Linked DNA regions of Homo sapiens: region 2 is linked to region 1. The links are chromatin loops, found by intact Hi-C in ENCODE. Cell type or tissue: PC-9. All regions are shown on one strand. Links, peaks and the distances in the headings refer to the core of each region. The heading gives the core; the rest is flanking DNA.

The links. Hi-C counts contacts between places; a loop is a spot of excess contacts. Peaks named below come from ENCODE experiments on the same cell type or tissue, not always from the same donor. Only the 100,000 strongest peaks of a DNase experiment are listed, where the experiment ranks them.
Region 2: a loop joins it to region 1, with 4 times the contacts of the local background. A loop is called at or near these places in 9 of 110 quality-filtered maps.

What each region holds. Positions count from the first base shown.
Region 1 is chr20:60,042,466-60,057,938 of GRCh38, reverse strand. It overlaps LINC02910 (long intergenic non-protein coding RNA 2910), which reads right to left and starts at 2,014. Exons shown (of 4, transcript NR_161293.1): 1 at 1,931-2,014. RefSeq lists enhancers at 87-266, 277-326. In PC-9, for the core only: CTCF peaks have their summits at 7,384 and 7,592 (motif pointing right); DNase peaks (open chromatin) are centred at 7,558 and 11,628; H3K27ac peaks cover 451 bases.
Region 2 is chr20:59,981,914-59,997,386 of GRCh38, reverse strand. CDH26 (cadherin 26) reads right to left here. Exons shown (of 18, transcript NM_177980.4): 5 at 14,317-14,464; 6 at 12,582-12,748; 7 at 12,258-12,386; 8 at 9,749-9,934; 9 at 8,224-8,483; 10 at 4,867-5,009; 11 at 2,898-3,137; 12 at 1,333-1,554; 13 at 626-756. Among named protein-coding and RNA genes, the nearest start is that of CDH26, 31 kb to the right of the region's middle. RefSeq lists an enhancer at 2,623-3,155. In PC-9, for the core only: CTCF peaks have their summits at 11,176 and 11,375 (motif pointing left); DNase peaks (open chromatin) are centred at 8,536, 9,036, 10,076 and 11,286; H3K4me3 peaks cover 440 bases; H3K27ac peaks cover 2,780 bases.

The DNA of each region.
Region 1 (15,473 bases), core at 3,757-11,756:
CCCATCACATTAGGCCTTATGGGATTATTATCAAGAACGCCCTATTTAATGATGGGGACATGCTGCCCCACTTCCATCCCTGGGCCTTGGTGCACAGGCCAGAAAGTCCGAGACAGACCATCTGTCCTCCCTACAGGGGACCAACTTGCACAAACAAATGGGCATCAGCACCCACTGGGAGCAGCCGTGACCCCTGGGTCCTCGGTACCAGCCACAAAGCCAGTTCTGAGTTTGTTCAGAATCCTGCTTAGAATGAAGGATGCTCCTACACCAGAGATCTCTTAATACGACCACCAAACACCACGGGATTTTCAAAGGTAGCTGCCACAGCCGCCGCACACAAGCTCTGTTCCTGGCTTGCTTCTGCCATCTGCTGGCCAGTTGATAAAAGGCACCGGGGGTTATTTTCCAGTCTCTCTGAGGCTCTTGTTTTGTGGGAGGAACTCATCACCACCTTTATCTTCACAAGGGCTGCTTGGCAGACCTGTCCCATAAGTAGTGCAACTTGGGAAGATCCTAGGCCTCTTGTGGGTAGGGCAGTCATCCAGTCCTGCATCTTATGACTTCACACGTTACAAACGTTAACTTGCTAAACACTCAATGTGAAACCTAGGAGTAAGGGACAATTATCTTTACTATCTACAAACAAGGATGTTCAGGCACAGAGAGGCTCAGTACATTGTGCAAAGTCACACAGCTACAGAGTTGTGAAGCCGAGATTGGAACTCAAGCAATAAGGCACTTTGATGGCAGGCACCTTAATGGGGGGTGGGGGAACACCCTTTACCAACAACCATGCAAATGGCCCAGGTGCTCCTGTGACCCCTGATCCCAGGGGCTCCACCAGAGCACCAGAGAGAGAGGGATGTGGGAAGAGCAGAGGACAGAAGAGGACACGTGCATCTAACCACTCGGAGGACAGGAGAAGGCACCCTAACCTTCTGAGCTGCCATCTTCCAATCAGGAGGAGGGGAGCACTGGATACATAATCTCAAGGCTTTCCCTACAGTTCTCTCAACAGGACAGACAGGCAGGGGTGCACAGTGGTTAGAGCACAGGCTTTTTGGTCAGACAGAACTGGGTTAAAGATCAGACACGTCCACTCACTCTCAATGAGTCCATATCTGTAAGCCTAAGCTTCCGTCCTCACACATGTTGATAAAAGAAAAAGAAAAAAAAAGGCCAAGTGCAAAGCTTTTAGCATTGTTTCTGGTTCAGGGTATGGACTTAATACTGTTTTCTATCATTATAACCACACTAAAGGCTCTGAGAAGTCCTGCAGGAAGGAAAACTACTTGTCTTTATCTCAGCCATCCCCAAGCTAGCTGCCCACAGAGCCACCATGGAGCCCACAGCTCTGTCACCCCACAGGGCCCATGTGCCTGGCCCATTCATGTTCCCTCACACGGGAGCCTCAGGCCCCAGTGGAAACAGACTCAGGAGACAAACCCAGGCCTCCTGCTCCCAGCTCCCCACTCTGTCCTTCTGCTTCTACATCCAACTACCCCCAAAGCAGTTTCTACAATCCATAAACAAAAGAATTCAGAGACAATTCTCCAGGGCTCCCAAGACGACATATTTCATCTGTGGCTTCTACAGTGCTTATTTGTCAGTTTTACAGACCAGAGGCAATTAAGAGTCTAAGGCCGAGAAGGCTGTTTTTAATAATTCTGTCATTATTCTCAATTTTCAGCACCACCACACATGAAAAACCCATTTCCAATTCCCTTAAAGGTGTTAAATGGTTTTTGCACTGTGTTGCAAAAGTTTGCCGTCCGCCAAACTGCTACAAAGTGGGCTTGTAGCGTCCGGTCCTGAGCTGTGGGAACGACTTGGTCGGGGCTGATCCGCTGGAGCCCAGCTCTTTCCCCAAGCGTTCAATTCCCAGCACATGCCGCGTGGGTCACTGTGGATTTCAGGGTGGACTCACCGCGCTGCTGGGTGTTGCAGTCCACGCGATTTCACAAGACTCCATGCAGGACACCTCCACCCGGCCCAGGCTCAGGCAGGATATGAACAGGAAACCACTGTTTCCTGCCGATCAACACCCAGGAACTGATGAAGTAACCCAGTGCCCAGCCCCTCTGACAGCCACAGAGCCAAGAAGAGGGAAGTGAGGTGGCATCCAAGGCAGCCCCTGAAAGAACTAAGCAAGGCAAGTTCAAGGGGTTCAGGGCTCTGCAGCAGCTGATGGGGAGCAGGGAGGAGCATTCCGTTTTCAGGGCATTGAAAGTCCTTGAAAGGAGAAAATTTTATAAGGAATGACAAGGCCTGGATGCAGAAGGTGGGAGACCCCTGCCCTTGATAACCGTCATAGTTACCAATGACAACTATGATAAAGAGATGACTTTCTGTGGCTCCCACTTGCTGCCCTCTGTGGTTCCAGGCACATCACAGAGAACTCTTCATTTTCATGAGGCCCCATAAGGACATCCCTATTACTATGATCCTTATCAATATCCTGATGTTACAAATGAGGGAACCAGGACACAGAGACGCTGAGGAACTTGTCTGAAGTTACATGGTGGAGACATAGCCTGGGACGCAGCAGTGAGAGGGACAGACGAGCCCTGCCCCTGTGCACCAAGCCATCTGCTGGGGACGCAGAAATCAAACAGCTCGTGGCTGCCCTTGTGCCCAGCGCTGTGGGCATGAGCGAGCTGCTTTGAAGAGACAGCGTGGTGACCTGCCCTGCTGGCCCAGGCAGCATCACACGGCAAGAAGGCGGGCTTTGAAGGGTTTTAAACAGAGTCGTGTTCCCACGTCTGCAGTGAGAGGGCTGCAAGCCTTTGTGTTTTTCACACGGTGTTACACAGCGTTGGGGTCCACGGACCTGCCTCGGAAGCTGCTCATGGGCAAATGGACGACCACGGGTGGGGAAGGAAATTTCCCCCAAACACACACATGCTTCACCCAGAGCAGCCAAGCTGTTTGTGTGTTTGTGTGTATTCACGTGTGTATGTGTGTGTGTGTGTCTTATGCCTAATGGTTCATTGAGTTTAAGGATCTCTCAGCTCCCTTGCAGCACAAATGTTTCATAATTTGGTGGTTAGCGCGCAGTGACCAGGCAATACAGGTTCATCAAAATGCACCAATGAGACAGAGACAGGAGAGGATGTTTTGGCAGCAGACAGACATCCAGGAGGCCTAGCACACCCCCATCCCCCGGCCCCAACCTCAGAGAGATAATCAGGGGAGCAAAGGGCATTAGTATGAAACGACCAAAGAGACTTAGCGAGCAACGTCAGACTCCCTGCAACACGCGTGCTGATGGGACAGAGGGGGAGTTATTTTTATACTTCAGAAATAACCAAGCATTCTGCATGCCCAAAGCCAGTTTGGGTTTTAAATACCTTTCATAATTTTTCTGACTATGGAGGTAATACATCCTCAGGGCATAAAATTTAGAAATTATAGAAGAGTATTTTTAAAAATCCAACCATTGAGCAATAACCATTATAAAAATCTTACTGTTTTCCTTTCTTGTCATTTATCTAGGCTCATACAGATATTTGGGGCTTTTTTCACAAAACTAGGAAAATGTTAAAATATATATTCTAATATTGTCTCGATTTTATTATTAGATTTATCATAACCATAAAAGATTTGAACACTTTTAACGACAGCGTATTATTCCATTTCCATGGAATTACTGTAATGAATCTCCTACTGTTGGGTTTCAGTTGCTTCCAAATTTGAATGTAAATAATTTGGGGGCAGTTCTCACTCCATCAATGGCAGACTAGGTTGAATACAGCCGAGGTTTTGCAGGCACACACTATGCCCAAATTAAAGCCACAGCCCAGGATGTTGGCCATGGAGAGATGATGCTTTCAACTGTATCAACTCTTGAAGCTGGTGAACCATGGCTTCTCCCCTTCAGGCGCTGGCAGACCTTCTCCTCACACTCTTGGCTCTTTGCTGGGCTGACAACTCCCTACTTGCCCTGCAGGCCTTCCCTGAGCTCTGGGGTCTTCTTTCTGCCCCCTTCCATAGCTCCCCGTGGCTGCCACATCTCAGCACTGACATCCTACGTGGCTCTTTGTCCACACCTAGCTCCCTAGACCATGCACCCCTTGTGAGCTAGGTCTTTGTCTTCCACATGGAAGTTCTCACTAAACACTTGAATAAAGGAATGAATAAACAAATGAATGAACAAACAATCTAACAAAGAAGGAGCACATGGGCTGACCTTGCAGGGCTCTCACGCCAAATCCTGGAGGCGCCTTCTGCAGCCGTTTCTGTCTCCCAGCCAGTCCACCTGTTGCTCGGGCTGCTACTCAGAAGTGGCGCGTACAGGAAGCACGTGCTTGTTTGTGCTGGCCCCATGTTTGTTTGCATTTAGGATCACGGAGTTTACTCAATTAATAAATAGAGTGGAGAGGGGGTACTGCCTCTGTTTGGCAGACAAAACAAACAGAGGAGAGGGGAAGATGTCCAGGGCAGATTTCTCCCGCTTTCAATCTTAAATAAATAACCAGTTTCCCGATGCTAATTTTTCCTCTTTATGATCTTGTCTATCTGTGCACAGACGATGAGGTCTGATCCCTTGTGGTCCCAAATGCCACGTGGCAGTGAGCTTCCAGGCCACGTCCCTATTGCGCCAGAAGAGCCCATGTGTGTCTTTGTGAGCATGTTCATAGTTAACCTTGTTGATCATTACATGAACGTGTTTAATCCTTACCACAAGCCTGGGAGATAGGAACTCTTACTGTCCAAATTGCACAGATGGGCAAGCCGAGACACAGAGAGGTAATGTAACTTGCTCAAGACCACACAGCCAGCAATGGCAGAGCCTGGATTTTAATCCTGACAATCTAACTTCAAAACCTATACCTGTGATCACCAGCTAGTCCTCAATAGCCAATGTGCTGATTTCTAAAGAAATTCCAGCACATTCCCGCCATATATAAGCAGCCTGTTATTCCCAGGGAATATAAATGCCTTGGGTTTAATTTAATGAAAGCTGTTATTGGAAAAGATACACCAAGATAATTAATTTCTTAAACAATGGAAATGAGGCTGCGGTTGTGTACAATTTTGTTTTTAACTGGAGGTCTCCCACCTCTGGAAGAGGGTATGCTAGAAAGCTGAGAATCCCAGGAAGAGAACTGGTAGGTGAGTCTGGAGGCTGCATGAGCCTCAGGGTCATGGAAGGTGTGCCAGTGTGTGGGTGCCAGACCCAGAAGAGGGTGCCAAGATCACCTGGAGCAGAGCATCCAGGGAGCTGGGCAAAGCTCTCAGAGATCTTTCCCTGCTTTGAAATGAGACAACCAATCCAGGGTATAAGTCCATGCTGGAGCCATGGCAAAGAAGAACTAGGACCCAGCCTGCCAGCCCCTTTTTGAGGCTGGGACTTCTTGTTACCTCTACAGGATAGTATGATAGAAGGCCCCCTGGCACAGGGCCAACTGGCATATAGTGGGTAACTTCTGCATGTTCGGAGGTTAGTCTTAGCCTTCTTACCCTTTATGATAGCACCCTGATCCCCCCGCCCCAACTTCCTATTGTGTGAATCCTGCTGGGTGGGACTCTCCAAACAAGGATCTCACCCTGCCCAGAGGGGAGGCACGTAACCTGAGCAGATCCACTGGACCCTCTTGCTCAAGGTCCCCACCTTTGAGGAGAAGACCCCCAAAAGAGTAGAAAAGGTGCCTATGTCTTCTGGCCACAGCCCTGAGGCCTCCCGGACACCAGAGTGCCTAGGCTCTGGTTCTTTCTAGGTCCATTTCTCCAGCTTCTGCCCTACATTTGTGCATTCCCCCAAGCCCTTCCAGCAAACTCCCTCTCTGCTTCCCTGTTATTCTGGCTGTTGCCGACACTCAGGGCCCCTGGCAAAGCAGCTGCCCCACAGCTGGTTGTGGAGAGAACAAGCAGCATCTGAGAGTGGGAATGTGTGTCCTCTGCAGCACCCCGTGCCCTGGTCAAGAACTCTGCTTTTGTTTTACTGCCAGGAGAGCTTGGGACCATCTCTGCACCCCACTGAGCCTCTGTGTCCCCCATAAAATGAAAACCATAACAGTTCCACAGGGCAGGAATGTGGATAGAACAAGGTAATGAAGGTGAAGTGCCAAGCTCAGAACTTGGCACATGGCATCTAGTACAGAACAATGATGGTCTATCTCCAGAGCCTGGGCTGGAATCCCCCTTCTTGAACATCCTCTCTCTGCAACCTCTTTTTGGCTCTGTTTCTTCAACTCTGAAATGGACGTAACAGAGCCCAACTTGAGGAGTGAGAAGTATGGGAAGTCAAATACATGAACACCCCTGATGCCTGAGACACAGACCTTGGTGATTTTTTGAGGTATACCAGTAGAGACATGATGAGAAGTGCTTTATTTTTTCTAACTGCCCTTCTATTTCTCTGGTTACATAAAAAGTCTCAGGTCAGCACTCACCTCTATTAAAGACCCCATCATAATAAAGAGGGTGCAGGGCTCAGCTGGGTCCTCACAGGCAATACTACCAACCAGCATTTAGTTGTATGTTTTATGTCATATTTTGTATGGTTTCTTTCCATTCTTAGAAAGCCTTACTAGTTTTCTACTTGGAAGAGAGTTGGAAATCTTACTTTTTTATTTTTTAATTTATTTAATTTTTAATTTTTGGGGGTACATAGTAGGTATATATATTTATAGGGTTCATGAAATGTTTTGATCCAGGTGTGCAATGCATAGTAATTACATCATGGAGAATGGGGATATTCATCCCCTAAGCATTTATCCTTTGTGTTGCAAACAATCCAATTATACTTGATTAGTTATTTTTAAATGTACAATTAAGTTATTATTAACTATAGTCACCCTGTTGTGCTATCAAATAGTAGGTCTTATTCATTCTTTCTAATTTTTTGTACCCCACTTTAAAAATACATTTAAATAAAAAATTGAGTTGATTTAAAGAAAAAACTGAAGTAAATAACAGTATCAGCGTTAGAAGAACACGGCCAAGACCTTGAAGGTGGCACATGCTAGACGGTAGGGAGGCTGGAGATAGTGGATGTAACGCAACAGGAACATGGCAGGTGTGCTGTCAATCCAAGCTGTCATCATTATCATCATTAGCCCCAGTTAGCAGGACTGGTGTGAGCAAAGGGGCCAGCCTGCACTCACCTCCTTCCGAAAGCCGCTACCCTTTGGAAGCATAATCGGCTCTGAGGGCAATAGGGATAATTACACAGGGGATCCATGCCACTGTGCCTGGTGATTAATCACCAGCTCTCCCTGACGCTTCCAAGCAACCCCGGCTGATGGGCATAATCAAACCCTGCAACATGGGTCCTCCCACCAGCCACAAAACGTGCCGCTTGTGGCTCAGACAGATGTTCCTTGGGTTTCAGACCATGGGAAAATAAATGGGCTAATTCATCGCCGCTCCTCTGAAAAACACAGTCCAACCCTGCAATATCCACCAACTCCCTGCTGGCAGAAGTCACCCACTGCACTAGTGAACCCAAGAGACAAATGGCATCCTTTGCCTATGACTGCTTAGTGGACTCCTGGGGTGCCAGACCCAGACATGGCCATCAGGCGGAGTTCATTCTCAACCCCACCTCCAGGTGGCACTTTTCACCTGAGACGCTCAGCCCCAGCCAGGTAAGCCCTGCTGTCCTTAGCTATGTGAGCCACAGGTAGGAACTAGAGACAATGTTCATAATACACCTGGGCAGGGGGTAAACACAGGCGGGCTCTTGTGATGGTTTGCTTGCATAAAAATGAAAATGAACCAGGCAGAAGCCTGCAATATGAAGTGTGGCTCTGACTGGAGCTGAACAATATTTGACCCCCTCATCCAAAATGTCAACATCACCGCATCTTTCTCCTAATAGAGCTGTGTGCCTATGAGCCTTGAAAGATCTGCATTATAATCTGTAAATGTCTAGGAGTCAGTATGACAATTATCTGAGGACTCCACGGATATGATGAATGGACAGAAAGACAAGGACAAAATTGGGATCCAGGCTAGGAACTAGGAGAGACAAGGACCCTAGGGGAGAGAGGAGCAAGAGGGTGAAGGAAGGGAGTGGGAGGGCAGAGAAAGGAAGGAAGAAAAACAAGAAAGAAGGAAAAGAGATGAATCATATATTAGTCAGGACCTCTTGATGGGAAGTCACAACAACCTAAAATAAACTGGATTAAAAAGAAGTAGAAGAATATTGACTCATGGAACTAAGATATCCAGCAAATGAAAAGACTTCAGGCAAAACCGGATGCAGGTGTCGAAACAATAGTATCGGCACCCATTGTCCCTCCATCTCTCCACGCTGCTGTCCTCTGCACCTCAGGAAGGCAGGTATGGAGCAAGGCACATGCTAGACGGTAGGGAGGCTGGAGATAGTGGTTGTAAGGCAACAGGAACATGGCAGGTGTGCTGTCAATCCAAGCTGTCATCATTATTATCATTAGCCCCAGTTAGCAGGCCTGATGTGAGCAAACCGGCCGCCTGCGCTCAACTTCGGATTTTCACCACCTTACAGACCAGAGAAAACCCTGCATTTATATCGAGTCCCCCTCCCCGAAAGACTCTCATTGGCTTTCCCAGGTCATGTGCCCACTGCTGGACCAATCACTGAAACCAGGAACAAAGGAGTATTCTGATTGGTCAGTTTGGAACATGTGATTAACAGTCTCAATAGCAACATGGACAGAAGAGAAGTTCCCAGCATGAGGGGTGTTAGGCAGATAGAAAAGGCAGAAAGGGAAGAGAAGGAAAATGAAATTTCCTGGACACCTGCTCTCTGTCAAGCACAATTGAAATAGTTGTTTTTTTCCAATTTAATCCTCATCATAACCCTGCCAGATACGCATTTGTATCCCCATTTTACTAGTGAGAAAATTGAAGCAATGTCAAACTTAGCCGCCTCCAGCTGTGCAGACATATCAGACACTGGGATATGACAGTTGGGGATGGATTCATGCAGCCCCACCTCCACCACACTACCCAGGACTGATGTGTTCATGAGCCCACCTGGGCTGCTGGCCCATGAAACTTCAGCTCCTACCTTGGCTGATCAGTCAGGCAGCAGCCCTGGCTCCAGTGCAGCTCCTGGAATCGTCAAAGACCTTTGTTACTTTGTTACTAAGCAATCATTGGCGCACTTACTCACCCATCATGTAAAAATACTTTCGGAGTCCCTACCATATACCAGCTGCTGTAATAGGGATCAGGAACACACAAATGAATAAGATACAACCCAGCCCTCAAGGAAAGACAGGCAATCAGGAAAATCAAAAACAAACATTTGTAAAATATTCTGAAGAGGCAAATGCAGGAAGATCTTGATTATGAGGAACACTCCAAAAATGTATCTACTTTGGGGCTCAAACTTTCTAGATAGCTAAGGCCTTAGGTTTTTTGGGTTTTTTGTTTGTTTTCTTTTTGTTGTTGTTGTTGTCATTGTTGTAGTTTTTTTAGATGGAGTCCCGCTGTGTCGCCCAGCCTGGAGTGCAGTGGCATGATCTCGTCTCACTGCAACCTCTGCCTCCCTGGTTCAGGCGATTCTCCTGTCTCAGCCTCCCAAGTAGCTGGGACTACAGGCACTCACCACCATAGCCAGCTAAGTTTTGTATTTTTACTAGAGACGGGGTTTCACCGTACTGGTCAGGCTGGTCTCGAACTCCTGACCTCAGATGATCTACCTGCCTCGGCCTCCCAAAGTGCTGGGATTACAGGCGTGAGCCACCGCGTCTTAGGTCTTTAAGAATAAAACTGGCTACAGTGAGCTATAATTGCACCACTGCATTCCAGCCTGGATGACAGAGCAAGACCTTGTATCTAAAATAAAAATAAACACAAAATAGTGAGGGCCCTTCTAGGGTAGAGATATTTCTTAACTGTAGCACATACTTTTCCTGACTACCTGAGTGGCATTTGCTGCACCCAGTGGAACCTTCCTTGATGACTTAGGGTCTTCATGGTCAACATGAGTGATGTAATGAATTGAGTGGCCTCACAGTGGACCTGGCTGCCCAGGGGCAAGTACTGGAAGCACTGGGGGAGAGACTGCATCCCCATGTGGGTGAGATCTTGTAGGTAGATGGAAAAGAATGCGGGATTCTGCAGAGATTCTCAACAGGGGATGATTCTGTCCCCCAGCGGATATTTGGCAAAGTCTGGAGACACTTGTGGTTATCAAAACTAGGAAAGGAGAGGTTGCTGCTGGAGTCCAGTGGGTAGAGGCCGGAGATGCTGCTGAACATCTTACAATGCACATGATGGCCCCCCACAATGAAGAATTATCCAGCCACAAATGTCAATGGTACTGAGCATGAAAAATTTCAGGCTAGATGGAAATTAGTTTGTTGACAGTTTGAAGAAATAATCCAAGTAGATGATTTAGCTTAGTGTATGGCAAATAAGGAGCTGTTAAAATGTATTGAAATATTCGCTGCTATTATCTTCATCACCACCGTCATAACCGTCACCATCATCATTATTATTATCATAATTTTTTTTCTTATAAAGCCACTTCCAACCTCCTGTATTACACTCGGGCAATGGTAACAAGGATTGCTGGGTTAGACCTGCATCGTCAGAGCACACACATTGTTGTTCCGTCACTGACTCCTAAGATGACTTTCAATACATTACCCTGATCCTCCTAAGGACTCAAGATACTCACCTATAAAATGGGCAAACTGCTGTCCTCTTCATATGATGAAGACAGAGCTCAGTGCGTGTTAAGTTTCCTGCTGTGAATTACTTTGAATGTCACGATGAAAAGCCAGGTTATACATCCAGGAAAGTGGATTCCCATATTCCTCCATGGCTGTCAGTTTCACTGCTGGAAACACCACAGCCGTGACCATGACTAACCTTCAGCTGCATTCTTCTCTTGCAATCCTCCAGCCCTTCAGCATCCAGGCAAAATAACTGGCCCCCGCCCACCCCCTGCAACACACATAATCTCCGTGGACTATCTGGCCCCCTCCCGAATATTTCCGAAGATTCTAAGAAGTGGGAGAAGGAGGCCCTGGGCTTTCCAATGGTCACCTTGCCTGTCTTCTTGCTTTGCTCAACGTCACTAATGTCTTATTTCTATTGTGGCTGCTCCATTCTGTCCCAAATGTGGCAGCGCCTCTGTTTCTTTTCCCAATATACCACCTGGTACAGTTTACACCAGGTGAACCTTACCTACCAAGTTAGTGGATATAAAATCTCATGATGAATTGGAGTAGGAGGGCTGTAGAGAGCATGACGAAGGCAGATCAGAGCAGAGCAGAAAGCAGCTTCACACCAGATGCCAGAAGATGCCTGATGATGCCGGCTCAGCCCCTCAGCCACAGCCCATTGTGGGAGCCCCAAGCTGCTCTCTCCTCCAGTGCCAGCCCACCCTGCCACCCACTCTCACACAGGGCCCATTCTTCCTTGGGGCCCCATGCCCTGCCTCAAATCTATCTTCAGGGCCTACTCCAAAGAATTGTGTTTAGGAGCTACTTCTCAGAAGACTGAGAAGTGTAAACTAGAATTGAGGAATATTTCTGTCTCAAAGAGTGAAAAACATTTCACACTGGAACACGGAGGACTCACATTTACTTTATTGTGTAAAACAATGTGGCTTTCTTTGCCAATATTTCCCCATTCCAGGCAACACTAGATACTTTACCTCTCATGACAAATAGGCCTAACAAACGTTTTCCTAGCAGAATGGCTATTTTGTTAGGCAATAAATTTTCCTTCCACTTCCTCATGCAACCAGCATGTGTTATGTCTAGTTTTTAAAAGAGGAACTTCTCCTTGTCCTGGTGCACTCTCTTTCAGAGCTACATCACTGTGGCATCTACTTTCCACTGGGAGCAGTTCTGATCCCCTCGGGCCAGCCTTCCTCCTGGGAGACTTCCCAAGAAGCTGTTAATCCCCTTGATCTTAGCCACAAATCCATCATCTACTGGACCGTTCTTCTTGGAAGGCATTCAAAATGTGATACGTTTTAAAATCACTTTTCCTTTGGTGTCCAGTAACTTGCAGGTCTCATAGAGCTTATTCAAAAGCCAGTAGAGGATGTTTGTTTTCCTTCTCTTTTGCTATTCAATATGGCTTTAAAGCCTTTCCCCAAAGTAGAGGTAAAACTCATATGTGTATTATACTTTCGACTCAAACTCTATTCTGCCGTAAAACACCAGAATTTATTCATCCTATTTAACTGTAACTTTGTACCCATGGCCAATCTGTCTGCATGATCCTCTTCCTCCTACCCTCCCCTGCCTCTGGTAAACACTATTCTATGCTCTGCTTCTATGAAGGCAGCTTTTTTAGAATCCACAAATGAGTGAGATTATGCCTTATTTGTCTTTCCGTCCCTGGCTTATTTCACTTAACAAATGTCCTTCAGGTTCACCCATATTGCCACAAATGATAGGATTTCATTCTTTTTATGGCTGAATAGTATTCTATGGTGTGTGTGTTTGTATGTGTGTGTGTGTGCATGTGTGTGTGTTTCTTTGTCCATTTATCCATTGCCAGACAGTAAGGTTGACCATATCTTGGCTATTGTGAATAGTGCTGCAATGGACATAGGAGTTTGAATCTCTCTTAGATATACAGATTTCATTTATTTTAAATAAATATTCAGTGGTGGAATTTCTGAATCATTTGATAATTCTATTTTTAATTATTGAGAAACCTCTATAGTGTCTCCATAATGGTTGTACTAATTTACATTCTCACCAACAGTGTCTAAGTGTTCCCTTTCTTCACATCCATGCCAGCATTTGAAACTTTTTGTCTTTTTAATAATATAGTCATTCTAATTTGGGTGAGGTGATATCTCATTGTAGTTTTTATTTGCATTTATCTTATGATTAGTGAAACTGAGCATTTTTTCATGTACCGATTGGCCATTTGTATGTCTTCTTTTGGGAAATGTCTACTCAGATCTTTGCCCATTTATTAATCTATTACAGTCATCCCTCAGGATTTCAGGACCCCCCTCAGATGCCAAAATCCTCCAATGTTCAAGTCCCACAAATACTACATTTTCAATCCACATTTGGTTGAATCCACAGATGTGAGACCCTCAGAAAGGGAGGGCCGGCTGTATTTGCTTTTTGCTGTTAAGTTGTTTGAGTTCCTTATGTATTGTAGATATTAACTCCTTGTCAGTCTCATAGTTTGCAAATATTTCCTCCCACTCTGTAGGTGGTCTCTTTACTCTGTTGATTATTTCCTTATCCTCTCAGATCTAGAACAAGACAAAGATGCCTACTTTCACCACTTTTATTTAACATAGCACTGGAAGTCCTAGCCAGAGCAATTAGGCCACAGGAAAAAAAAGGGGGGCCTCCAATTTGAAACGAGCAAGTCAAATAGTCCCTGTTTGCAGAGGACATAATTGTGTATATAGAAAGCCCTGATGACTCCATCAAAAAAAAAAAAACTGTTAAAACTAATAAATTCAGTAAATTTGCAGGATACAAAATCAACCTATAAAAATTAGTAGTATTTCTACACACAATAGTGAACATCTGAAAGAGAAATCAAGAATGCAATCTCACTTATAATAGCTACAAAAATAAAATAATCTGCTTAGGAATACATTTAACCAAGGAGGTGGAAGACTTCTACAATGAAAACTATAAAACATCAGTGAAAGTAATTGAGGAAGACACACATAAATGGAAAAATATCCCATGTTCATGATTTGGAATAAATAATATTGTTAAAATATTCATACTCCCCAAAGCGATCTACAGATTGAATGCAATTCCTATCACAACACCAGTAACAGTCTTCACAGAAATTTTTACAAATCCTAAAATTCATATGGAACAACAAAAGAAGTTAAATAGCCAAAGCAATCTTTAGCAAAAAGAACAAAGCTAGAGGCATCAAACTATCTGGCTTCAAGATATAATACAAAGCTATAGTAAGCAAAACAGCATGGTATTGACCTAAAAATAGGTCAATAGAACAGGATAGAAAACATGGAAATAAATCCACACACTTACAACCAACTGATTTTCCACAAAGACACCCAGAAAACACATTGGGGAAAGGACAGTTTCTTCAATAAATGGTGCTGGGGAAACTGGATATCCACATGCAGAAAAATTAAACTAGACCCCTATCTCTCACCATACAAAAAAATCAACTCAAAATGGATTAAAGACTTAAATGACTTAAATGTAAGACCTGAAACTATAAAACTACTGGAAGAAAACATAGCCATAGGGGAAATGCTCCATGTCATTGTTCTGGGCAAAGAATTTTGGACAAGAACTCAAAAGTCTAAGAAACAAAAGTGAAAATAGACAAATTGGATTACATCAAACTAAAAAGTTTCTACACAACAAAGGAAATCTATTTTCATTTTCTTACATCAATCAAAGTTCGCCCCATTCCTGCTATGGGGTTGATGGGAGGTGCCAGGCCCTTTGGCTCTCTAATGCTCGCCTGCCTGGAAATGCTACTCTTCCCCTCCGGGAAAAGACTCAGGGAAAGCTTGCCTATGGCATGATCATAGCTCCCCCTTGACAAATGTAAACCAGTGGTTCCTCATCTTTAGCATGCATCAGAAATTACCAGAAGGGCTTGTTACAATACTGATTGCTGGACCACACTCCCAGGATTTCTGATTCAGTGGGACCTGATAAATTTTTATTTCTAACAATTTCCAGATGATGCTGATGCTGCCGGTCCAGGGACCACAGACAATAAGTTATGTCAATAGTTCCAAACTACCTCAGTGGTGTTTAGACTTTTGAATATACAAGCATCATCAAGGAGTTATTAATGATGAAGATTCTAGATCATCAAGAGAAATAAAATGTAAGCCACATATGTAATTGTAAGGTTTCTAATAGCCACGTTTTTAAAAATCAAAAGGAAACCATGAAACCAATTTTTAAGATATACTTTATCCCAATACATTCAAACTTTTACCATTTCAACATATAGTCAATATCAAAGTGATTAATAAAATATTTTCCTTATTTTATTTATACCAAATTTTCCAAATCAAGTGTGTATTTTGCTCAATGCAGTTTCAGATGACCCATAACAACTGGGGGCTCATAGCTCCTGTCCCAGACAGTGCCGTTCTAGGGCCTTCCCTTGGGAAACTCTAGAAGCTGCTCTTCTAGAAAGCCCTTCCTGCCTCCCTCCCACCCCTGAACTTCCCTCTAGCACCAAAAAATTCATACCAACTTTCCCTAATTCAGTGCTTCTCAACCCTAGCTGCACTCTGGAATCTCTTGAGGGACTTTAAACATCCTGAGGCTTGGGCTTCACCCATCTGTGTTCTGATGTCAGTGGTCTCTGGCGCAGCCCAGCAATGGGATAGTTTTAAATCTCTCCAGGTAATCCTAATGTGCAGCTCTAGTCATCGCATGGAAGCTCCCTGACCCAGCGGGACTGTTAGCTCCTGAAGACAGTGTTCCTCACCTCCTGGGACCATGCAAGACGTTCTCAATCCCAGGCCTCATCCAGAACTGCTGAGTTCAATCTGACATTTTTATAAGATTGCCAGGTGATTT
Region 2 (15,473 bases), core at 5,032-13,031, 62 kb after region 1:
AAATGATGAAGCTAATGAGATGCAAAAGCAGAAACAGAGCCTAGGCCTTGTACCTCCAAGGGCAGTGAGCTTTCTGGTTGGCCTTTGCCGGACAATGGTAGAAGAGCAGGTTCTGCCATGATCTACTGAAAGCCATGGCCAAGAAGCCAGCTCAGACTCATTTAACTAGTGAGCCTAACACAATCCCATTTAGGGAACGTCTACTTAATAAAAAACACTATTTCCCTAAGCACAGTTTCTCAAACTCAGCACTTAGGAAACTGGGGCAGATAATTCTCTGTGGTAGAGGCTGTCTTGTGCGTTGTAGGCTGTTTAGCAGCATCTCTGACCTCAACGCACTAGATGCCAGTAGCACTCCTAACTGTGACCATCAAAACTGTCTCCAGGCATTGATGAATATCTCCTATGGGGCAAAATTGCTCATGGTTGAGAACCATTGATCTAAAAGAATAAATTCATTTATCTGAGTTAGATAGTATTTGCAAGAATTTTTTCCCACTTGCTACTGAAACACGGGTAAGAGTGAAGAATTAAGAGGTGGCACAATGGGGGGAAAAATACATGCTATATGTCTGTGTATTAGTGAATTCCTTGCCATAAGACACAAAGCATGACATTCCACTACCTGGGCTGAAGTGCCTTTGCTCTCCGCATTATACATGACCAGTGTTTGGTGGCCTTCATCATTGGATACAGAGCATCCATGCCTCTTAGGTTCAAGCACAAAATAGCATCGCAACAGAAAAAGCAGAGCCACTGTTATAAGACAAAGGGGAAAAACAGATTAGACAAGCTCACCCATATCAGAGGTTTCATGAGGATCTTGTTCTGTTCATGTATAACTCAGTCATGAACTGGCAAGGCCAAATTGCGTCTTAGTCATCTGTGTAGCTATAAAGTTCAGCACAGTTCCAGGGTACCAGTAGATGCTACATAACTGTTTGTTGAATTAATCAATAATACTATCTGGCCAGTAATATTGTATTGTTTCTTGGAAAAGCTGCTTTCTTATTAGCCTTGCCAAGTCCAGGAGCCTGAATATCTGTACATTGCTGTCTCCATGGTTATTACAAACAAAGGGCCACTCCTTGACTATATTTACCAGTGGATTCCATTGTGAGTAGAAGCTGCTTTTGCTGGCCAGGGATCTTGCCTGGCCAGCATGGCAACCTCTGATCTACATCTAGGAGCCTGAGTACACCCAGAAGTCATTCTCAAAGCCATTCCACCAATCCTGCCACCGCTGTCCCCTACCCCAGCAAGCCCCTTACCCCTGGCCTATTGCCTGGGGAGAGGAGCCACAGTCCCAGGACACCCCTACAGACCACTGACCTGCCAGAGCCACAAATGCTGCACAGACAGGGAACAGGGCCCCCACATGAAGCCCCACTTCTGCATCTGCAAGCTCCACACATGTGAGCCCACTGGCACAGGGGCAGATCCTTACATGGACAGTTTGCTTCTGGGAAAGTCCCTGTTTGTCTCCAATGAAGAGTGGCACCAAGTAATTACCACGTGGCAGGCTTCTCAAGGTTAAAAGTTCAACTGATTGACCTGCAAAGGGAAAAAGAACATGGCATGCATTGACTCACTCATCTGCTCATCTGCTCAACACACGCTTACTGAACGCCCTGCACGGGCCAAGCTCTGTATGAAAGTAAGCCAACTGCAGAGTTAGAGGGAGGGGTCCTCAAGGGTACCCTCACTTCTGACATCAACTGCAAGTTCACGGATTCCTAAGACCACCCTCAGGTTCAACAATTCTCTAGAAAGACTCACAGAACACACTGAAAGTTGTTACAGTGATGGTGCCGTTTTTTACAGGGAAAAGATACAGACGTAAATCACACAAGGAAAGAGGCACCTAGGGCAGAGTCCAGAAAAGCACCAGTAGCAGAGCTTCTCATCATCCACTCCCGAGAAGCCAGGTCAGCATCGATGAGGGACAGCACACATGGGATGCTGCAGTCAGGGACGTTCACCTGAGCCTCAGGCTCCAGTGTCCTCCTGGGGCTTGGTCAGGCAACCTGGTGGGCCTCCCAGGTGGGCGGCCTCAGTCTCCAGCCTCTCTGGTAATAGACTGATACTATGTGACCAGAAGTCCCCAGTGTAAATCACATTGCCCCTATCCGGCTCAGCCCAAGACACCCCAGGTAAAGAGACACTGGTGTCAGACATGATACCCCAATAGAGATCACCCAGACCCCAAGGACAAAGACCAGACCTCTCTTTGGGCAAGGCGAAGTGCTTTACCACACACTCCAGGTCTGAGAACTACAAACTTGAGCACACAGTTTCAGCTGAAACCGTGCCACAGTCTACAGACGCCACGGCTAGAGGCACAGAAGAGAGTGTTGACAGTGGATGCCAGTTGCTTTTAACCTGCTCAGCATGTTCATCTTCTGGTAACAGTGCCCCAGTGTTTCCTTAGGGAAGCCCACACTTCCTGAATTCTCAGTATGAATCAGGAGAGGGTGAGCCCAGATCCCAACAAGGTCCAGGTGTGGGCTGGGAACCAGCCAATCAGCACATCCGCCCTCCCAAGTCCCACCCACAGTGATTGACAGGGCAGCTGACCCAGGCCAAACAGTGACGTCAATCCTGGAGCTTCCCTGGAAACACCCTTCTTGCCAGATGCAAGAATATGTCTCAGGGACTCCCAGCAGCCTCCTACCCCCTGATGAGGAGAGTTTCCTAAAAAAGAAGGAACCTAGAGAAAGGCAGACCATGTGTGGGAAGGATATCCAGGGATATCCTTTGAGCACCTAGAGCCAGCTCTGCCAGAACGCAGACCTCTCCGGTTTTTTAAGCTAATAAAGTCCTTTTTTGCCTAAATCTGTTTGAATTGGATATCTGGCATTTTCCACTCTTTGCCCGTAACCAATACAAAAACTCACCCCAATTTCTCCCCAACTTCCATGTGTCCTCCGCATTTCCCCAGGTATTGTCCAATTCAAATGTAAATGGGTCAGAGAACGGCTCCAGGTCCGGATCCTCTGCCTCGATGTGGAGGGGCTCATGCACAGCAGACTCACAGACCTCCATGTAGCGGGAACGTGGCCGGAGAGTCGGGACGTTGTCATTGATGTCAGACAGGAAGAGCATTAGGGTCCCTGTAGCAGTCTGCGGTGGGAAGCCTTGTATGGGGAGGAAGTTTCAGGAGTTGTTTATCTCGTGCACACACAGCTCTGGAGAATGAGCACTCTCCGTCTCTCAGAAAAAAAATATTCCTGAAATACTGGAACTGTTTCCCTTTCAACGTCATAAGCTCTCCTGGCATGCACGTGATCTGTTTTCCTGCTTTTATGAGCATTCAGAATATTTGGGTAAGCTAATAAAGCACTTACCACCTCAAATCACTTGTAGAACAAGGTAGAATGTGGCTTCATTAAAAAAACAAAAGGTCAATCAATGGTGCCAGGCATCAAGGATGGGTGGGGTGGAGGAAAATGGGTGTGACTAAAGAAGGGCACCATGGGGGTCCCCAAGGGGAGGCAAATGCGCTGCGTCTCCGCGTTGATGTACTGGTTACAAGGTTACACTGTAGTCCTGCAAGGTGTTGCCCCTGGGGAAAACTGGCAAAGGATACTCAGGATCCACTAGATTATTTCTTAAAACTGCAAGTGAATCTACAATTATCTAAAACGACTTTTTCTAATTCAAAAAAGTGGCAATCATCACTTCATAACTGCAAATATATGGAGCCAACCTAAATGCCCATCGACCAATGAGTGGATAAAGAAAATGTGGCATATGTATACTATGGAATACTACTCAGCCATAAAAAAGAATGAAATCATGTTTTTTTGCAGACACTTGAATAGAGCTGGAGGCCATTCTTCTAAGTGAATAACTCAGGAATAGAAAATCAAATACTGTATGTTCTCACTTATAAGTGGGAGCTAAGCTATGGATACACAAAGGCATGAGTGATATCATGAACTCTGGAGACCCAGAAGCAGGGGAGGAGGGAGCCAAGGGCTAAGAAATCTCACATTGGATACAAGGTACTCTACTCAGGTGACCAGTGCACTAAAATCTTAGACTTCACCACTGCATAATTCATCTACGTAACCAAAAACCACTTGTACCCCAAAAGCTTTTGAAATACAAAAAGCAAAAAATAAAGGAAAAAAAAAGTACCAATCATAAAATCATCCATAACAGAATGACGGAACCCTGAAACACTGGCCCCATTTTTTCTCCTCCCTTAATGCTGATTAGGAACACGTGTTTCATATCTCCATTGCCCCCCGCCAACATTCCACTAGTTAATTACAGAATGGAACGTATAGTGATATATCACTTGGAGCTTGGGTTTTAGTTCACAGACTTTCTTAAATACAATTTTAAAGTTATTTGAACATTTTTATTTCTTCAACTCTGCTTTGGTGTGTTTAAAGTTTCAGCCTTAGGAGAGTGTAGAGAAAAATGCTGAAACAGGCTTATAAAACCACCCATTCTGGTTTATGACAAATGTGTCCCTTACAGTCCCATTTATCTGAGCTCGTATGCCATCCCAAGCACAGGGAAGCTGTGCTAAATATTTATCACACATCATTGGCTTTGACAAAGAGCTAAAGAGTTAGCTCATGAACAGATGAAAAAGATGCTGGGTTTGATTGCAGCCTCCTTGCTGGTTTAATTGTCTCTTCTGAATGAATACTGCCCTCTTTCGATGGTATTGGTCCCTTGTTTACCATTTTAAGAATTATTACCAAAAATAATCACCAGCATGGATGCAGAGTGATAACAAGGTTTATTTTATCCTTTTCTCTGCTGTGCTGAAAGACGCTCACCAGGGTTATTTTCCCGCAGGAAGCAAGAATGAGCATTTTATTTTTCCAATTTTGGGTAAACACTCACCATCATCAACAGCGTGAATGATGATTACATAAAAACTGTTATTTACATGAGGGGATTCTCGGTCAATTGGCTCCACGGTGATGACCACTCCGGAGTTTTTGTCGACGCTGACCCAATTTGCTGGGTCATGAACCAGTTCATATCTTGTAGAAGGAAAACGGACAGCAATTTTTAAAATTAAAAACTTACATTAAAAGATAAAAAAGTTGCATAAAAAAACAAAATATGTCATAGAAACACTATTTCTACCACAAGTAATTTGAGAAATTCTAAGAGCAATTAAACTACGAGAGTGTTTAATTCACGAAAGGAATGGAAGCACAGGGAGGACAGCCTAAAGACTCTCCTAGGTCTGTGGAATTGACATTCACCAGAAGACCAAGCGTCCCCCTCCTTGTTGGACTGAACATAGTTTTGTCTGCCTTGGGGAGATGATTCATCCTGGAAAGGAACCCATCTTCAGTGGCCTGTAGATGATGTTAGCTTAGTGTGAAAAACCAACCTGCCCTTGCAACAGAAACCTAGGACTTTACCCCTGGTGTGTTCCCTTTGCAGCAGAGCCCTGGCAGTTCACAGTTGGGTAACCCTATTCCTCAAAGTGGTCTTCTACATCCCCCTCACCTATGTGAACCTGACACCACTGTAAGGGGTGGGCCACGCCAAGCCCTCCAGCATTCCTGAGAGCTGTCAGCCATTGGATTGCATCCTTTGCAACCTTGCCAGGTTGCCACCCCAGCTACCTGTTGAGGGCACCGCAGCAGGAACCTCCTGGACTCAGGCAAACAACAACAACAACAAAAAGTGCAGGTCCCAGAAAGGTGCGGAGAGGGGCAGTTTCTCCTTATGCTTTTCCTTCATCTTCTGGGCAAATGTTTTTCAAAGGGTCAGCAAGGATCCCTCTCTCATGTTGCGTGGGTCACAGTTTTTAAAGGGATTGAAGCTTTTTGTGCACTGCTTCACCTCTTAGGGAAAGTTCCAGAAGTTCCTTAGAAGCACTGTGATTTTGCAATGTTTACAAACGAGGGGAAGAAACTCAGAGTTCCTCTGTGGATTATCTCAGGCCAAAAGGCAGCTCCCTCAGCTAATGCAGATGAAGCAGAACTAGAGGAAACCAAAGCTGCCCCCAACCCAGATCATGCCTCCACCCTGTCACAAAAGACACTCATCCTGCCTCCTGGAAAAAGCCATATTGAGGCTAAAATGATGGACTGTTAGTTCTTGATTTCAGCACAGTCCAAACATTTCCTGAGACCTAAGTATGAGCCAACCATCCTCAAGAGACAGGAAGACAGCAATGAATTAGGAAAGGCTCCTGTTGGTGGTGCCTAAAGGGATCCCCAGCCAGCATCATGGGCACCCTTGGGAGCTTCTTAGAAATGCAAATCTCAGTCCTGACCCCAGACCTCTCAATCAAATTCTATGGGTGGGTTGGAAACCAGCCTGGCCAACATGGCAAAACCCCGTCTCTACTAAAATTACAAAAATTAGCCAGACGTGGCAGCATGTGCCTGTAGTCCCAGCTACTCAGGAGGCTGAGGCAGGAGAATCACAAGAACCTGGGAGGTGGAGGTTGCAGTGAGTCAAGATTATGCCACTGCACTCCAGCGTGGGTGAAAGAGAGAGACTCCATCTCAAAAAAAAGAAAAAAAAAAAAGAAAAGAAATTGTAGGGGTGGGGCCCAGCAATCTGCATTTTAACAAGTTCCCCCAGAGACTGATACACACTATAGTTTGACAGCTACTTCTTAAGAGCCTTGCTAACTCAAGGTGCACCACTGTGCACCAGAAGGGGTCTGTGAGCTGTTGGTTGGCTGCTCACAATGAGATAACTGCAAAAATGAAGAGCAAGTGTTGAGAAGCCCTTAGAGTCATCAGCATTGTCATGTCCACCTAGTGCATGAAAATTTTTCTAGTAATTCCATTTCATTATATTTTGCAAACTTATCACTCCATAATGAATTGTAAATTTTTAAAAAATCTAGCCATTCCCAACAGATAAGTTGAGAAGTGTTGCTGTAAGGAGAGGAATCTCACACTGAAGTGTGGACCAAGGCCAAGTAAGCACGAGAAATGAGTGAAGCTGGTGGAATGGGGTCTGGGGCCAACTGCTGAGCTCAGCCTGGAGAGAGAAGGGGCATGACTCATGACCCCTTTCTGTCCCCATGATCATGGTCTCATGGAACATAGACCCAAAAATGCCAATTTCTTCCATTTCTTCAAGAACATCAAGAGATTCAGGCCATATGCCACCCAAGTGCCCATCGATGGATGAGTGGGTAAACAAAAATGTGTCAATACCACATATGCATATTCAGCATCAGAAGGAAGGACATTCTGATACATGCTAAACGTGCATGAACTTTGAGGACATTATGCAAAGTGAAATAAGCCAGTCACCTAAAGACAAATGTTGTATGATTCTGCTTTGATGACCTGGAGTCATCAAACTCAGAGAGACAAAAAGTCAAATGGTGGAGGCCAGGAGCTGGAGAAGGGGGAATGAGTGGTTAATGGAGACAGAGTTTCTGTTTTGCCAGATGAAAAGAGTTCTGGAGATGGAGGGAGGTGATGGTGCACAACGATGTGAATGCACTTAATGCCACTGACCCGTACCCTTACAAATGGATAAAATGGTAAATTTTATGTATATTTTACCACAATTTACAAAAAAAACCCTCACTTTTCTTGCCCAGAAGCAAGAGAGGTACTGGTTTATAACTTCTGGTACAGAGGGGGAGACAGAAAAATGTAACGGATTATTCTAACACAAAGGAAAGAATACAAAAGGAACACATGGAAGATGCAAAGGAAAACCAACAAGTGAGTTCTTCTGCTGGGGTCAGAAAAACCTATGGATAGAAGACGACATTTAACTCAGGTCAGTGGTCATGCACTGTGGCTTCTTGTATTTTCATCACGGAGACTGAGGCAACCTCGTGAACACGTCCAAGGAGCTGGTTTTCTTTTCTTTTTTTTTTTTTTTTTTTGAGACGGAGTCTCGCTCTGTCGCCCAGGCCGGACTGCGGACTGCAGTGGCGCAATCTCGGCTCACTGCAAGCTCCGCTTCCCGGGTTCACGCCATTCTCCTGCCTCAGCCTCCCGAGTAGCTGGGACTACAGGCGCCCGCCACCGCGCCCGGCTAATTTTTTGTATTTTTAGTAGAGACGGGGTTTCACCTTGTTAGCCAGGATGGTCTCGATCTCTTGACCTCATGATCCACCCGCCTCGGCCTCCCAAAGCGCTGGGATTACAGGCGTGAGCCACCGCGCCCGGCCGAGCTGGTTTTCTAACAGGAGCCCTCTTGGTTATGTGGCTATTTCCACTTAAACAACCGCCCTTCTTGGCCCTCTCTTCTCACCTTATCTGGCTGTCTGGATCCATGGCATTAAAAGTTCCCAACAGGGTCCCAGGCCTGGCGCCCTCCTCTTTATTGACAATGAAGCTCTGGGGGTGAAAGGCTGGTGGGTCGTTGGCGTCTGTCACCTGCACACTCACAGTGGCGCTGGCTGCTGCCTTCCTTGGCGGCTGAAGCTTTCCTCTCTCACAGAAGACGAGCCTCTCCTCATTCTCCACGACAATGATGAGGCTTTGCGCTGGGCGAGTCTCATAATCCAAAGGCTGGAACCCCAGAGAGAGGATTTCATTAGCACCTGCTGCTCCTCTGGCCAGAGGAAGCCCAGCGCCGAGTCATCATTGCAAACTCAGAGCTTGTGGCTTTTGCACTTCATTTATTATTTACGTTGTCTTTGATAATGATCAAAAGACAGTCTACAGCTCATTTTCAAATCATTTATGGAGTTCTTTTCTCTTTTATTTTTTCCCTCCTCCTCTGCTGGTTGAAAAGAGCCACCATCCTTCAGAGGGTAATGAAAAATGCAACAAAAACCATAGCCTAATGAAACATTAATGAGACAACCATGCAGCAAAAAAATCAGGGGAACTTAGGGAAATATAGATATTAATGATCATAGTTATTCAGGGTACAAAGTGGTCAGTTGACTTAAAAGGATTGAAAGCCTGGGAATATTTTGAAAATTCAACCCCAGGCATCTGGTGCAGCGTCTACAGAGCCTTGCTATTCATAGCACGGTCCGCAGGCCATCAGCATCCCCTGGGAGCTGGTCAAATGGGCAGGCGAATCTTGGGCTCTGTGCCAGACCTGCTGACTCAGGTCTGCCTTGTCGCCAGGTGACTCACCTGCCCTGCACTGCACTAGAGGCCCTGGTCACTCTAGGGCTGGTTGTGAGCAATGAAGACTAGAGGCACTGGGGTCAGACTGCCCCAGTGGGATCCTCCACTCCACCCCTCAAGCTGTGTGGCTTTGTGTAAAGGACCTAACCCCTCTGGGCTTTGGTTTCCTAATCAGTAAATGAGATGGTAATATTAATACTTTCTTCCAGGCCAGCTTCTCCATTAGGCACAGTGCCAGGGGCTCTCCATACTCTTGGAGCCACACAGATGCACTCCCATTTGTTTTAAACTTTAAAAGTCTTAAACATTGAAAACTCAGATGAAAAGAAAGAACTTTTAGTGTTGAAGAAAATGTTTTCATTTTTTAATCACATCTGAAAAAGAATAATCATTTTAAGGCCTATGTAAATCTATTACATTTTGCCTACAACAACAAAAAATTAAATGGTGAAGTATTTAGTCATATCAAAATAAGTTTTATTATTGATATCATTTTGGTAGGAGGAGTCCTCAGCCCACACACAGAAGTGGCACTGAGACCCTGCCTTCCTTGCCTGGTGACGTGTGGTACGTAATGGGCTCAGCACCCAGCATCCACGGACGTTAGCTCCCTGGTTCATTGTGAGTGATCCTACAGAAGAGGCCTCAGCGTCTGCCACTAACTGGTTGGTATGTCACCGGTATGGTGTTACCTTGATAACATTTAATATCCCTTCGTTGGTCTCAGGGTCAGTCGAAATGTCAAAATGCCCCTCTTCATTGCCATGCAATATGTTGAATTTTGCTCTCCAAGCTGATGTAAATGGAGAATCTCGATCTTGAACCAGGAGACGCAACACGCCCTGGCTGGCTCGGCCTTCAGGAATCTGAACCTTATACTGAAAGAAGCAATCATCATGTCCATGTCATGGAAACAAAAACACAATTGAAAAGGAAAGCAGAGAGGAAGGAGGGAGAGAAGCAGAGAGAGAGCAAGAGAGAGAAGGAGAAAGAATGTTGCTCCTCATCACAACACCCTGGATATTCCTCATGCTGCTAAACCTGCCCTAAGGGATTTGCAACTCCGTCTGTTACAGCAGAAGGTGCATCCGTTGGAATATCTGCCCCCTCCTACCTGTGACTCGCTAAATAATTCTTAAAGTACTCTTAAATCCAACTCAATGCCCTATTTTTTCTAAGAATTTTAAAAATAATAATACACAATCCTAGTTTATGCTCTCTAAAAATCCTAGCTCTTCCCCTAAAATAGGACACTTGTGGTTATTCAGATTAAGGTGATCATTTTTCTAACACATGTAGATCTTCAAAATAGCTTGTTATTCAATACTTTTGGAGGCAATGTTTCTAGACAAGCACTTCAAAATAAGAGGGTATATTTTTTTTCCAGCCATATTTTTGAGAGCATTGCTTTTTACCAAGCCAGGAAAAGATTTTGAAACAAGGTTCAAGCATAATATTATTTTGTAGTTATTATATACTTCTGGTGAGGTGCTTTGGTTTGCAAACATTTCACTTTGGTTTATACAGGTTTTTTTTCTAATTAAACGACACCTTTTAAAAATAATTGTTTGCATCATTTATTCAACAACAGCTTCTATGTGCCACATTCCATTTCAGATGCCATGAACAAGACAGGCAAAAATTCCGTCCTTGATGGAGCTGAGAGCTGAGTGTGTGTGTGTGTGTGTGTGTGTGTGTGTGTGTGTGTGTGTGTAGGGGGATTTATAAAATAAATAAAACTGATTAAGTAGAACACTACTAAGCAGAAGAAAGCACAAAGGAGCTACAGTGTGTCCCAGGAAAGAAGAGGGAGGGTTTTAACTCAGTAGTCAAGAAAGAGAGTCAGGAGAAAGGAAATATGGTGGATATTTACTTTTTTAAAAATACATATAGAATAGTAAAAAATAAAATATTGGAAATAGATCTTGAGTGATTCTTATTTTATCTCTTAGCCATCTCACATGCCTTAGGTGGGGCACCCATCCCAAACCATCTTACACAGCGGTTTTCAATGCTTTCTTAAAGGCTGGGAGTCTTGCAGCCTGGGAAATCCCATGTGGACCCTGACATACAATGTTTTTAAATGATCACTGCAGTTACTTCTGTACTTGGATAAGGTAAGGTATGGAAGGCGAGGCCAAAGCCTACCTGCTCACCTTCCCTCTAGAATCCTGAACACGGTGTGAAAACCTCAGGTGCAGACTTCTCACCCAAGGGTGATTCTTCTCCCTGAGGGACATTTGGCAATGTCTGGTGACACTTTTGGTTGTCACAGCTGAGGGGTGCTACTGACATCTACTGGGCGGAGGCCAGGGATGCTGGTGAATATCCCACAGCACACAGAGTAGCCCCCACTCCAAATAATCATCTGGCCCAGTGTCAGTTGGGCTGAGCATAGGAACCCCTGACTCCAAGTAAACAGGAATTCCCTGTCTTCCCCTAGACCTCAGTTTTCCCATCTGTAAAACAGAAATCGTGTTGTAGTTTCAATAATCAAAAATGAAAAAAATGCATGTAAAAGTTCTTAGCATAGTTTCTGGCATACAGCAGTCAAAAATGTAAGCTCATGTGACCATTATGAACTGCTTCTATGTCAATATGATTTGGCTTCTTGATTCTAGCTTAAGTCACTTTGGAGAATTGCACATATCTTGGGTGACTGCGCGATATAGATTGGAGATCTGTCCCCGCCCAAATCTCATGCTGAAATGTGATCCCCAGTGTTGGAGGTGGGGCCTGGTGGGAAGTGTTTGGATCGTGGGGCAGATCCCTCATAAATAGCTCCGGCCATCCCCTTGGTGATAAGGAAGCTCTGGCCCTGAGTTCACATGAGATCTGGTCATTTAAAAGTGTGTGGCCCCTCTTACCTCTCTCGTTCCTCATTCTTCCCCACCCACCTCCCGTGTCTTGCATGCTCTTGTTGTCACCGAGTGACATGCCTGCTCCCCCCGTCCTTCCGCCATGATCATAGGCGTCCTGAGGCCTCCCTAGAAGCTGAGCCGGTGCCAGCCCCAGGCTTCCTGTAAAGCCTGCAGAACCATGAGCCAATTAAACCTCTTTTCTTTATAAATTACCCAGTCTGAGGTATTTCTTCACAGCAATATGATAACAGCCTAACACCCTCTCTGAGAAAAACTGAGCCTAGGACCCAAGGGCTACTTGTTTTGGGGCTTAGACGTTGGGGCGGCCCAGGAGCCTCACGTTCTCCTGGGTAAATGCAGGCCTGTGGTTGTTGCCTTCTTGCACATCCACGTGAACGGTGGTCGTGGATGACAGTGACGGTTCTCCACAGTCCCTGGCTCTGATTAGCAGTGTAAACTGAGGAGCGGTCTATGTGGGAGGAAAAGGAAAGTTAAGCCCCTCAAATACAGGAAAGGAAAATATTAATAAAGAAATATTCTGTTTAGGAATTTCAATAGCAAATCTAGCCACAGAGGGTTCCCCACTACAAATGTAGAATCTAAGCCTGGGGCTCAAGGATGGGCCACACATTTCATTTAAAAAAAATAATAAAATCCACATAACCTCATAATCTAAGCAGCCAGAGAGTCGTATTTCTCCACTAAGGCGATCAACCCGGAAACCACTTTCTTTCAGTAATGGTGTTTGAGAAATGAGGAAGTAAAGGACTTGAGAATTTGGAGTGTTTTCTTCATCCAAATCGACTGCTAACATCTGAAAAATAGGTTGCCCTAGAAAGAATTTTTAAAAATTGTTACTATCAGATAAAGGTAGCCTATCAAACCAGTAAGAGGATGAATTATTTGCTAAATGGCATTGGGGCATATACCAAAATGAGTGGAATGTTTAAATATAAAATAAACTATGGACATACTAGAAAAGATAAGGATGAATATTTAATTAGTTATAAGATCAAGAACTTTCTAATCATGACTGCCAATGCAGAAGACTTACATTGGTGGATCAGATTACACTTTTAATTTCTGGCAAAAAACTGTGGACAAAATTTAAAAGAAAATGATAAAGCAGGAAAATATATCTGAAACATACATGGCAGGCAGATATTCTTAATATAGACTGCAGAGGTTAAAATCAAGAAAAATGACAAACACACTAACAGAAAAATGAAGAAAAGAAAGGAAAAAGCAACTGATAGAACATGGAAATGGTGAAGAAACATAGCAAAATGTTCAAGCACATAGTTATCAAAGACCAACAACACACCAAGCATCTTCGTGGACTGGGGGCAGGTCAGCAAATGAGGACCCCTACATTGTATGCACAGTGCAAACCAGCAAGTCTACATCTCTGAATTCATGCTAAGTAAATAATGCTTGATTGGGACACAGATTTAGCTTAAATTTTATCATTGAAATATATTTTATGAAAATAACAGAAAGTGGCAAAAAAACATAAATGTTCAACCATAGGAGATCGGTCAAATACTTTAAAGCACATCCATAAAATATTACACAACAGGGTATTTTAGAAAAATATCAGGTTACAAACAGTAAAATTGCACCTTTAGAGAGGAAATTTATAAATATGCACCTGTGAAAAAGCACACCAAATATGTGTAAATATTTACCATATACGCATATACAATGTGTACTATGATAAAGATGAAAAAATGTATGTATATACAAATATGCATTTGTAATTATACATAAAAATGTGTGAATGCATACACATATATAATTTTAACACACAGCATGTGTATACACACACACAGAAAATGCACACAAAAATGCTGAAAGAATACAAACTGAAACACTAATGGTTGTTATCTCTCATGGGTAACATTAAAGATGCTTTCTTTTTCAGTCTTTTCATTTCTTGGAATTTTTTGGAGAGATGATTACACAAAAAAATGATTTTTGTTATTAAAATAAATCCACATTCTAGTAAGAGTCGGTTGGGTTTAAGAATGCACAGTATCTGTAACTCGGAGGCTATAGATGTGATCGTGTTGCCATTTTACAGACAAAAAATGTGCAGAGATATGCAGAAGCTCATCACCCAGCTCTTTCTCCCTCACTGCATGTGGCTTTATTTTTAGAATGGCATTTACATATCAACCCTTCCCACTGATGTAATTCCCACATCATTTTATTGCCGATACAAAATGAGGCTTACGGACCTCAAAGCATTTCGCTCAGATCCAAGGCCTGCGATCTTTGAGATGTGAACAGTAAAAACTCTCCCTGAAGATGACTAGGATCAAGCTCCTCATCAATATTAATGAAAAGGAACAGAGCAGAGACAGAAGGAAGCCCGGCAGCCCCCCAGCCGCACACACCTGCAGATTGGTTTTCTTGCACAGTGATGTTAAATTCCTTCTCTGGAAACTGGGGTGCATGATCATTCACATCACTGATCCTAATGTTGAAAATCAAGGATGTATCCACAATTTTTCCTGTTGAGCGCTCCACAACATCAAAATAAACCTAGGAAGCAGAGAGCTGTAAAAATCCTGCAGAACCATTTACTCGATGACACTCTAATAAAATAACTGTTATCCTAATTATGTGTTACGTCTGTCTCCTCCTCTAGACTGAGAGTTCCGGAGGGCAGGAATCAGACTGCCCTCATTTACCAAGTACCCCAGAGAGCAAGAACAGTACTGGCACAGATTAGGTGCTCAGCAAATGTGTAGAACAAGCCAATGCTCTGGCTTGGAAAAAAATGATCAGTTATTATTAGGTTCAAATCTCAGTCTCTCCACTGGGCAAACACATGCAAGTTGCTAGTGAGCCTCCGTTTCTACAACCTATCAGTGTTGTCATGAGAAATAAATATATTAACTGAATATTACTGAAACATCACAGAGAGCAGACAGTTAAAGATTTTTGGGAAAGTGAACATTTATAGTAACTAGCACAGCTACTGACATGCTATATTTTTAAATGGCCACTGCAGTTACTTCTGTACTTGGATAAGAAAAGTCAGTCCACGTCAAATATGCATGTGTGAAATCTTTCACTTCAAATGGTCTCAAATCAATTGTTTAAGCTTCCACCTTAAGAAATTTTAAAAAGACATCATAATAAATCCAAACAAACAGAAAGCAATAGTAAAGGTAAGAGCACATATCAATAAAATGGAAAACAACAAAACAATAGAGAAAGTAACCAACGTAATCGCATGTAACCAAAAGCGATTCTTTGAAATGATCAATAAAATGAATAAACCTCTAGGGGGACTGATGAGGGAAAATAAGGAAGCGGAGAGAATTATCAATAACGAGAATGAAAGAAAGGATATCACTAGAGATTCTACATATATTAGAAGAAGAATAAGGACTAGTATGACCAAGTTTATGCCAATGAATTCAGCAACTTAAATGAAATGGACCAAATTCTTAATAAAGAAAAACTACGAAAACTTTCTCAAGAAGAAACAGAAAACCTGTATAGTCCTATATATTTTTTTAAAGTGAAATTTATAGTTTAAAAT